2 separate regions of the Homo sapiens genome follow, and region 1 is linked to region 2. Evidence: chromatin contacts called from ENCODE Hi-C or POLR2A ChIA-PET data. All regions are on one chromosome and are shown on one strand. The core of a region is the stretch at or near the end of the contact, and the rest is flanking DNA. Distances in the headings are between cores, read along the strand shown.

Region 1 (3,881 bases), core at 877-3,376, 77 kb before region 2:
TTCTATGTTGCCCAGGCTGGCCTCAAGCAGTCCTCCAGCCTTAGCCTCCCAAAGTGCTGGGATTACAGGTGTGAACCACTACACCCAGCCAACCACTGTTTTAATCATCTTCTCTGGGCCTTAGCCCCGCAAACCTGAAGTTTTCACCCAGGAAAGGCAAAGCCCTTCTGTGGCGTGACTTTTCCATGCCCTTGACCTCCAACCATGTTTATACCGTACACGAAAGTTTTCAGGGAATTTTTGCCCACGCTATAAAATCATTTCCCAGGCCCGGCCATTCTAGCTACTCTGTGATTTTTGCCAGATTCAAGCATCTCCTCTACTATTATTTGCTCAAGACCTTTCTTTAAATCACCTCACATTTTTCTATTTGCCTCAAGAACAAACTGTATAAATAAAATACCTTGAAAATAAGACAAGCACATTCAACCGGGGCTGGCAAACAATGCCTGCCTGGAAAGCTGTAAGGCTTTTGTTAAAAGGCGTTCAGCACATGTCAGAGAGAGGACAAACCCATGCTACCACCTGTCTGAGGCGTTCCCCTTGACAATAGTCAGAGAAGGAAAAGAAACACGAATAGGGAATTGCTTTCTCATAGTTCAGCCCAGTGTTGGTTAAGGCCATTTAGTGGAGTGTGGCTCAAATCACTGTATATATCACCATGGTGTGCTCCACACCTGGGGAGTCACCTTACTAGCCTATTGAACCTCACGGAAACAATCTTCATTTCACAGGTAGAGAAACTGAGGCCCAGGAAGTAGAAGAATCTGTCCAAGATGATGCAGTCATGCCAGGACTTGAACTAGTGACTCTGGAGACTCTGTTGCTTGGGGCCTTGGCATAACCTAGAAGGATGGGGGTCCCTGTTCATGTCAGCCTTCTATGGGGCCTCTCGCAAGGTCCTTGCTCCCCCCACACTCCCCAGGTCTACTCTTGGGGAAAAGGGTAAGCTCCACAGAGCCAGGTGCCAGGCCCAGGGAAGAGGAAGACACCTGGAGTCCCCTGAATCCTGGGCAATGTCACCACAGCCATCAGACTGGTGAATTCTTTTTTTTTTTTTTTTTAAGACGGATTCTCACCCTGTCACCCAGGCTGGAGTGCAGTGGTGCGATCTCGGCTCACTGCAGCCTCTGCCTCTTGGGTTCAAATGATTCTCCTGCCTCAGCCTCCAGAGTGTCTGGGACTACAGGCGCCCGCCACCGTGCCTGGCTAGTTTTTGTATTTTTAGTAGTGATGGGGTTTCACCATGTTGGGCAAGCTGGTCTCAAACTCCTGACCTCATGTGATCCGCCCGCATTGGCCACCCAAAGTGTTGAGATTACAGGCGTGAGCCACGACGCCTGGCTATGAATTCTTTTCAAATGACATTGGTGAGAGGCTGGTGTCTTCGAGAGCTACACGGGAGCACTGAGAGCTGGCCCCTCTGTCCAGTTAAGATGAGGCCTTGGCCAGGTGCTGTGGCTCATGCCTGTAATCCCAGCACTTTGGGAGATTGAGGTGGGAGGATTGCTTGAGCACAGGAGTTCAAGACCAGACTGGACAACAAAGCGAAACCCTGTCTCTACAAAAAATAATAATAATAAAAATTAGTTGGGCACGGTGGCGCATGCCTGTGGTACCAGCTACTCAGGAGGCTGTGGTGGGAGGATCACTTGAGCCCGGGAGGTCGAGGCTGCAGTGAGCCATGACTGTGTCACTGCACTTCAGCCTGGGTGACAGAGTGAGAACTTATCTCAAAAAAAAAAAAAAAAAAAAAAAAAAGAAGAGATGAGGCCTCTTCCTGTCTCCCTCCCCGACTCGACAGTGACACAAACCAGCCTCCCCAGGAACCTTCACATCAAAGTGGACTGACCAGGAGGGGCGTGGAGAGGAAGGAGACAGGGGCCCCCTAGCTCCTTTAGCTTCCTCCTGAGGAGGCTGGGCGAGGGGCGATTTCTGATGGGCTCAGAGAGCAGCTCACAGGAAGGAGGCTTGGGACATCATTCCAGCCCCACCTCCCCGCACAGGGTTCTCCCTGGACTGCCTTCCTGAGCACATGCGTGAGATGCTAATAGCAGGTCTGACAAGCTGCTCCCTGGACAGGCAGCAGCGAAGGGAGGCCAAGTGCTTGGGCCAGCCTCCTCTCCCTCCCTGATTCATTGATCCACTCAGCAAACATCTGAGCACCTACTCTGTGCCAGGCACTGGGCACTGGGGACACAGTGTTCCACAGGAAGAGTCCATGGCCTTGAGGAGTTCACGGTGTAGTGCAAGTGACCAGCAAGTGCAACTGTGAGAAGGGCAGAGGGAGTGGAAACAGCTATAGGGTGCTAGAAGAGATACGGGGGCCAGGCACAGTGGCTCATGCCAACACTTTGGGAGGTCAAGGTGGGAAGATCACTTGAGGCTGTGAGTTCGAGACCAGCCTGGGCAACATAATGAGACCCAGTCTGTACAAGGAAATATAAAAAAACTAACCAGGCATGGTGGCATGTGCTTGTAGCCCCAGCTACTTGGTAGGCTGAGGCAGGAAAATCACTTGAGCCCAGGAAGTCAAGGCTGCAGTGAATCAAGATCATGCTACTGCACTCCACCCTGGGCAACAGAGAGAGACCCTATCTCTAAACACAAAAAACAAAAGACAGAGATACAGGGAGACCTGATTTGTCTGGGAAGGCTTCCTAAGGAAGGGACCCTTAAGGTGAAAGTGAAAGGATTAGTTAACTTGGTGAAGAAGAGAGGGAGAGTGTTCTGGGTAGAGGGAACTGCACGTGTAAAGGCCCCTTGGCAGAAGAGACCCTGGCCTGGAGATGGGCTTGGGAGGAGGCCAGGGTGGCTGAGTGCAGTGAGGAGGGGAAGTGCGTGCTTGGAGAGGCCAGACACAGGGTCTTGAAGGCCAGTCCCAGGGTTCCAGCTCTATCTTAAGAGTAACAGGGAGCCAGTCAAGGGTTTTACACGAAGCAGGAGATAAGATCCAATTGACTTTTTTTTTTTTTTTTTAAATGGAGTATCACTCTGTCGCCCAGGCTGGAGTGCCGTGGCGCGACCTTGGGTCACTGCAACCTCTGCCTCCTGGGTTCAAGCAATTCTGCCTCAGCCTCCTGAGTAGCTGGGATTATAGGCGCATGCCACCATGCCTGGCTAATTTGTGTATTTTTTTAGTAGAGATGGGGTTTCACCATGTCGGCCAGGGTGGTCTTGAGCTCCTGACCTCAAGTGATCCACCTGCCTCAGCCTCCCAAAGTGCTGGGATTATAGGCATGAGCCACCGCGCCCGGCCCCAGTTTATATTTTGAGAAAGAATCCCTCTGGCTGTCCTTAGAGAGCATATGGAGGGGGCCTAGTGGAACTGGGGGAGCAAGACAGGAAGCAAGAGCAAGTCTCGAAGGAGAGAGGTGGTGAGTAGTGAGAGGGTTGGTGGCTCTGAAGAGGTCTGAGAGATCTTCAGAATGGCAAGTGTCCCTGACTCCTTGGTGATTGGCTACTGGAAGCCAGGACACTCAAGGATAAGAAGGAAGAAAAACAATGACCCTGAGACGAACACTATGGTCTCAGTGCCTCCACAGATATAGACAGAAAACCAAGCCCACGTTGGATGCTTTTTTCCAAAACTGATTTTTCACTCACTCCCTCTTCTTTCGCAGGAAAAGGTGAATTTTACCAACAGTCTCCGACATACCCCTGGAGAAACACACTGTCATTTATTTAACCAGTACCTGACTGCGGCCATTTAGCTGTCTCTATTTTTGCTTTTGTAAACAATGCCACAATGAGCACTCGTGTGGCTAAATATTTGCGCCTGCACTTACAGATGATGTGTGCTTACAGACTTCCTTAGGAGAGATTTCTCAAAGTGAACTGTTTCAGCTGCATTTTGCCAGCCTGCCCTGTTCCCATCTGAG
Region 2 (4,098 bases), core at 1,157-3,656:
TCTGCTCCCAGCGGTGCCGCTCAGAAGCAGAGGCCAAGGCACAGATAGAGGCCTTCAGCTCCTCCCAAACAACACAGTAGTCCGGGCCTCCTGGCCTGGAATCCTCAGCCTCTCTGGCCGCCAGTAGCCTGAGGCTACGGCTCCTGCTAGAGAGGGTGGCAGGCCTGCTGCTGGACCCCAGAGGCCACTGTGACCGCCAAGGGGCCTTTTCCACTTCCACGGCCTCTCCAGGCACTGAGGGGAAGGCATTGCTCTACCTCTCCCTGACATTTTGCTCCGGGGCAGATCCAACCTTACCTGGGGCAGCAAACTTTGTCCTGGTACCTGGGCCCAGCTCGCCAGGGATGTGGGCAGAGCACCAGCCTGGGCATCAGGAAGCCAAGTTTCAAGGACTGTCTTTGAGTCTGTCTGTATGACCTTGGGCCTGCCACTTCTCACAGACCCTAGGTATCCACAGCTGTGACATGGGGGCAAGCGGCTTTGTTTCAGCCTAACCCAGGAGCTTAGTAAAAATTGCATAAGACCAGGGGGAAGAGTGTCAGCGTGGGGTGGGAATTCCCGCGGCCTCCACCTGCTTGCTAGGGGCAGGATCTCATTCAGGCTGCCCTGGAAGCACCTGCTTGGCCCTGCCACCTTCCTCCAGGGGAGGGCCAGATGGCATCCTGGCTTGGGGCGGGTGGGACCTACCCAGGCTCTGAGACTTTACTGGCCTATGCCTGAGGCCTCTTTTCCTTTAACTCCCTAAATTATGATGACTCCAAGTCCAAGCCCACCCTTCCCAAAGATTGGGAGGTTCCGCCGTTCCCAGAGGCTCCTCCTGCGGTGCTCCCAAGACTTCCATAGACCATCTGGACCAGTAGCCCATCCCGCAGTTTTCTTGGGGGCAGAGGAAAACGCTTCTTTCTCCTCCAGCTGAATCAGCTGGATCCCAGTGTCCTGGCTGTTTGGTGATTGGGCAAGATTGAATTTGCCCAGGTAGGCGTGAGAGTGTGGGTTTTAAATTCGAAGCTCAGGCCATAGTTTCAGAGAATCACCCTTACCCCAGACCTTCATGAGACAGTGCTCATGAAGCCAGTGCGTTTCCCAGAACGAACACTAGGCGGCACCGTTGGTCCACACTCAGAGGCCCTTGGCGCCAAGACTGCATCTAGAATCGCTCAAACACCTGTTTGCAGACCCCATGCACCAGCTGGAGGGGCCGTAACTGCAGGACTGCGCCTACTGAGTGACCCATTTCCTCCAGGAGGAAAGGCAAGACACGCTTACACGGCCATTTGTCTCTTTTCCCAATGCGGCGGTGCACTTTCGCTCTTGGGGGCTGCACCCCAGACATAGCTGGCACCAGAGCAGGGTGCTCAGGTGGTGGGTGCTCAGGGCCCTGCCCCAGGCCACTGGGCCGTTTTGATGACCTCGAAGGTCACAGGCAGAAAATAGGAGCAGGATTTCCCCTGGGGAAAAGTTCTCCTGGGACATCTTCTGCTCTTCTGTACATTTCTAGATGCAAATAACTCCTTCACCAGGCAGTGAGTGGCGTAGGCTCTGGAGCCAGGCTGCCTGGGCTCCAATGCCAGCTCTGCCACTTGCTAGCTGTGAGACTGTGGACAAACCACTCAGCCTCTGTGTGCCTCAGTTTTCCTATTTGTAAAATAGAGGCCATAGTGGTACCTATTTTGAAGACTAAGTAAAAGAATTCAAATAAAGAGACTTGGCACAGAGTAAGTGCTCAGTAAATGGTTACTGGTATTATCATTAGTATTTTTGCTATTATTGTTAACAGTGTTAACTGAGTTTCAGAGGCCAGCCTGTCTAAGCCCCAGGCCCAGCTCTGCTCAACCTTGTAGGCACAACCCCTTCTTAGGCACATCTCACCATGCCTCAGTTTCTTTCCCCAGACGGGTCTCTACTCCCACCTCGCTGACTTTCTGCTGTTCTAGGAATAGTCCCCACACAGTGCAGCCTCCAGGCCATGCCACATGTCCCCCGACCTCCCAGTTCCCCAATCTTCCGGTCTATAGAAATTCCTGGTGGTCATTTATCACATCTACAAAATTGCCCCAGCGGTGCCTAGAGAAGGCCTCTTTCCCACGCTAACTCCAGGCAGATTCTCCCCACCCCTGCCACCATCTGGGTGATGTGAGCACCCATCCAAGCTCCCATGGTTAAGCCCAGGCTCTCCAGGCCTTGGGGCAGGGGGTCCCCTTGCTAATGAGGGTCCCGAGGAATTATGGGAACCTTTAGCCCTTCTCTTGGGCAGCCCCAGGGAGTGGGGACACAGGCTCCTGCTGTGGCTGGGTCTGCATAGAGCCCCCCAGCCCAGGACCCAGCCTCTCAGACCCCACCAAGCCCAGGGCTTGCCCGAGGGAGGATGTGGCCACAGCGACACGGGAGGAGACTGGCAGTTCCAGGAAGCAGCCCCAAGCTTGTGGCCCTGAGCCCCACTGGGGTCCAGGCCCTGGGCAGGGACCACTTCCTGGAAATGTCTCACTGGGTGTGGGGGAGGGACTGAGGGAGATAGTGTGGAGCCAGGCAGGGCCCCTCTTCCCCCTTCCTCTCTCTCCCAGCAGAGCCCAGATGGGGCCCTGGGGCCAGCTCTTGGGAGCTTCCAGACTTAGCAGGAGGATGGAATGGGGTGGAGTCTGGGGGCTGTTGTTCAGGGCCAGGGACTCAGAGCAGGCACTTGGTGAACGGATGCCATGTAAATGTCAACAGGACCACAGATTAGGAGATTTCTGTGTGTGGTTTTGTTAGTGTTATTTCAGAAAAGGGTGTGTGCATGTGTGTGTATGGGGGGGCTATTGAAAATAGGGTTGCCAGATAAAATATCAGATGCCCAATTTGGGAGACGTACTAAAACATTATTCATTGTTTACCTGGATTCACATGTAGCAGGGTATCCTATTATTGATGTATTTTGATTTTGCTAAACCTGGAAGCTCTAATGAGAAGAGCATTGGCTCAGGAGTCCGGGGTGTGGACTCTTCACTCTCTAAATCCACCCAGGCTGTGCTGAGGGGGAAGCCCCTCTGCCCACTGGATGAGTCCCCCTCATTCACAGCCCACTCAGCTTGAGGTGTTCCTATTGCCAGCCAAAGCCACCACCAGAAATCCCAAGGGGTCTGCCTTGGGTGTCCCCACCCCTGCTGTCAGCCCTGGCGCAGACCTAGCCCCCATCCCCTGTAGAGGCGCCATGGACCTCCCTGCCTCCCCACTCCCAATTCCAAATTCACCCAGAAGCCAGAGGGTGTTTTCCATCCTGCAGCCTGCCCGTGTCCACCCCTGCGGAAGCCCTTCCACAGCACCCCCTCTTCATTGCCACACTCCCCAGTGGAACTTGAAAGGCCCACGGTCCGGCTTGTGTCCCCCTCTCCAGCCGTGTCTTACCACTCCTTCCCCCTCCTCCTCGGTGCTGCCACACTGAACAGCTTTCGGTTCCCTGAACAGGTTCTTTCTCATCTCTGGGCTGTTCTCTGTCTGGAAGGCTCTCCCTGTGTGTCTCATTTGTGGAGTGATGGCGACACATCCTTCAAATCTCAGCCTTGCACATCCTCATTCCCCTCAATGCAGACTTCAAATCTAGGGTGGGGCCTCCTTTCAGCCCCACCACTCCCGCCCTTCCCCCATGACAGACGTTATTTCTTTGTATTATGACTGTCCCCATCTGTCTCAGCTGCCAGACCGAGGGCATTTTGGAGACAGGTGCTGTGTCTCATTGGCTCATTCATTCACCCATCATGTAATTGTTAAACACTTGTTATATTCCAGGCACTGTACTAGTTGCTGAGGATATATAAATGAACAAGTCATCACATTCTTGTGGGGGAGGAATGTCTCACACTAAACAGTTTAACAAATAGACATAAGATATGACAGGTGGCGACAAGTGCTGAGAAGAAAAATTGAGGAGGGTGAGGGAGTAGAGTGGCCAAGAGCCTGGGTTTCAGCAGAGGGAGCTGGAGAATGAACCCAGGGGCGCTGGAGCTGGGGGCGTGGGAGAGTGTCAGAGAGCTGGCATGAACTGGCAGGTTGCCTGGAGGGGAGGGCTGGTTCCAAAGCCAGTCTTATAGCAATTTTTCCATTTCTTGATAGTGAACTTTGGAA

Evidence for each region. Hi-C counts contacts between places; a loop is a spot of excess contacts on that map. ChIA-PET counts read pairs that join two places held with the same protein, here RNA polymerase II (POLR2A). Pooled maps may share reads with other maps.
Region 1: a map of G401 shows a loop between it and region 2 (13-fold over the local background). The contact joins two enhancer-like sites. A Hi-C loop is called at or near these places in 4 of 168 maps with a recorded cell type or tissue (B cell, G401, endothelial cell of hepatic sinusoid and 1 more) and 4 of 50 pooled maps. POLR2A ChIA-PET finds 5 or more read pairs at or near these places in 3 of 52 experiments (AG04450, CD8-positive, alpha-beta memory T cell and OCI-LY7).

The regions. Positions count from the first base shown.
Region 1 is chr16:57,498,830-57,502,710 of GRCh38, forward strand. No RefSeq gene overlaps it. Among named protein-coding and RNA genes, the nearest start is that of DOK4, 14 kb to the left of the region's middle. Within about 2 kb of position 2,127, at least 2 of the 41 ENCODE cell types and tissues checked have a DNase peak (open chromatin) inside an H3K27ac peak, as active enhancers do.
Region 2 is chr16:57,575,459-57,579,556 of GRCh38, forward strand. ADGRG5 (adhesion G protein-coupled receptor G5) reads left to right here. Exons shown (of 12, transcript NM_001304376.3): 12 at 1-1,731. The coding sequence ends at 80. The region is part of intron 1 of LOC105371291 (a long non-coding RNA gene); the gene reads right to left. Among named protein-coding and RNA genes, the nearest start is that of ADGRG5, 35 kb to the left of the region's middle. RefSeq lists a silencer at 977-1,046. Within about 2 kb of position 2,407, at least 4 of the 41 ENCODE cell types and tissues checked have a DNase peak (open chromatin) inside an H3K27ac peak, as active enhancers do.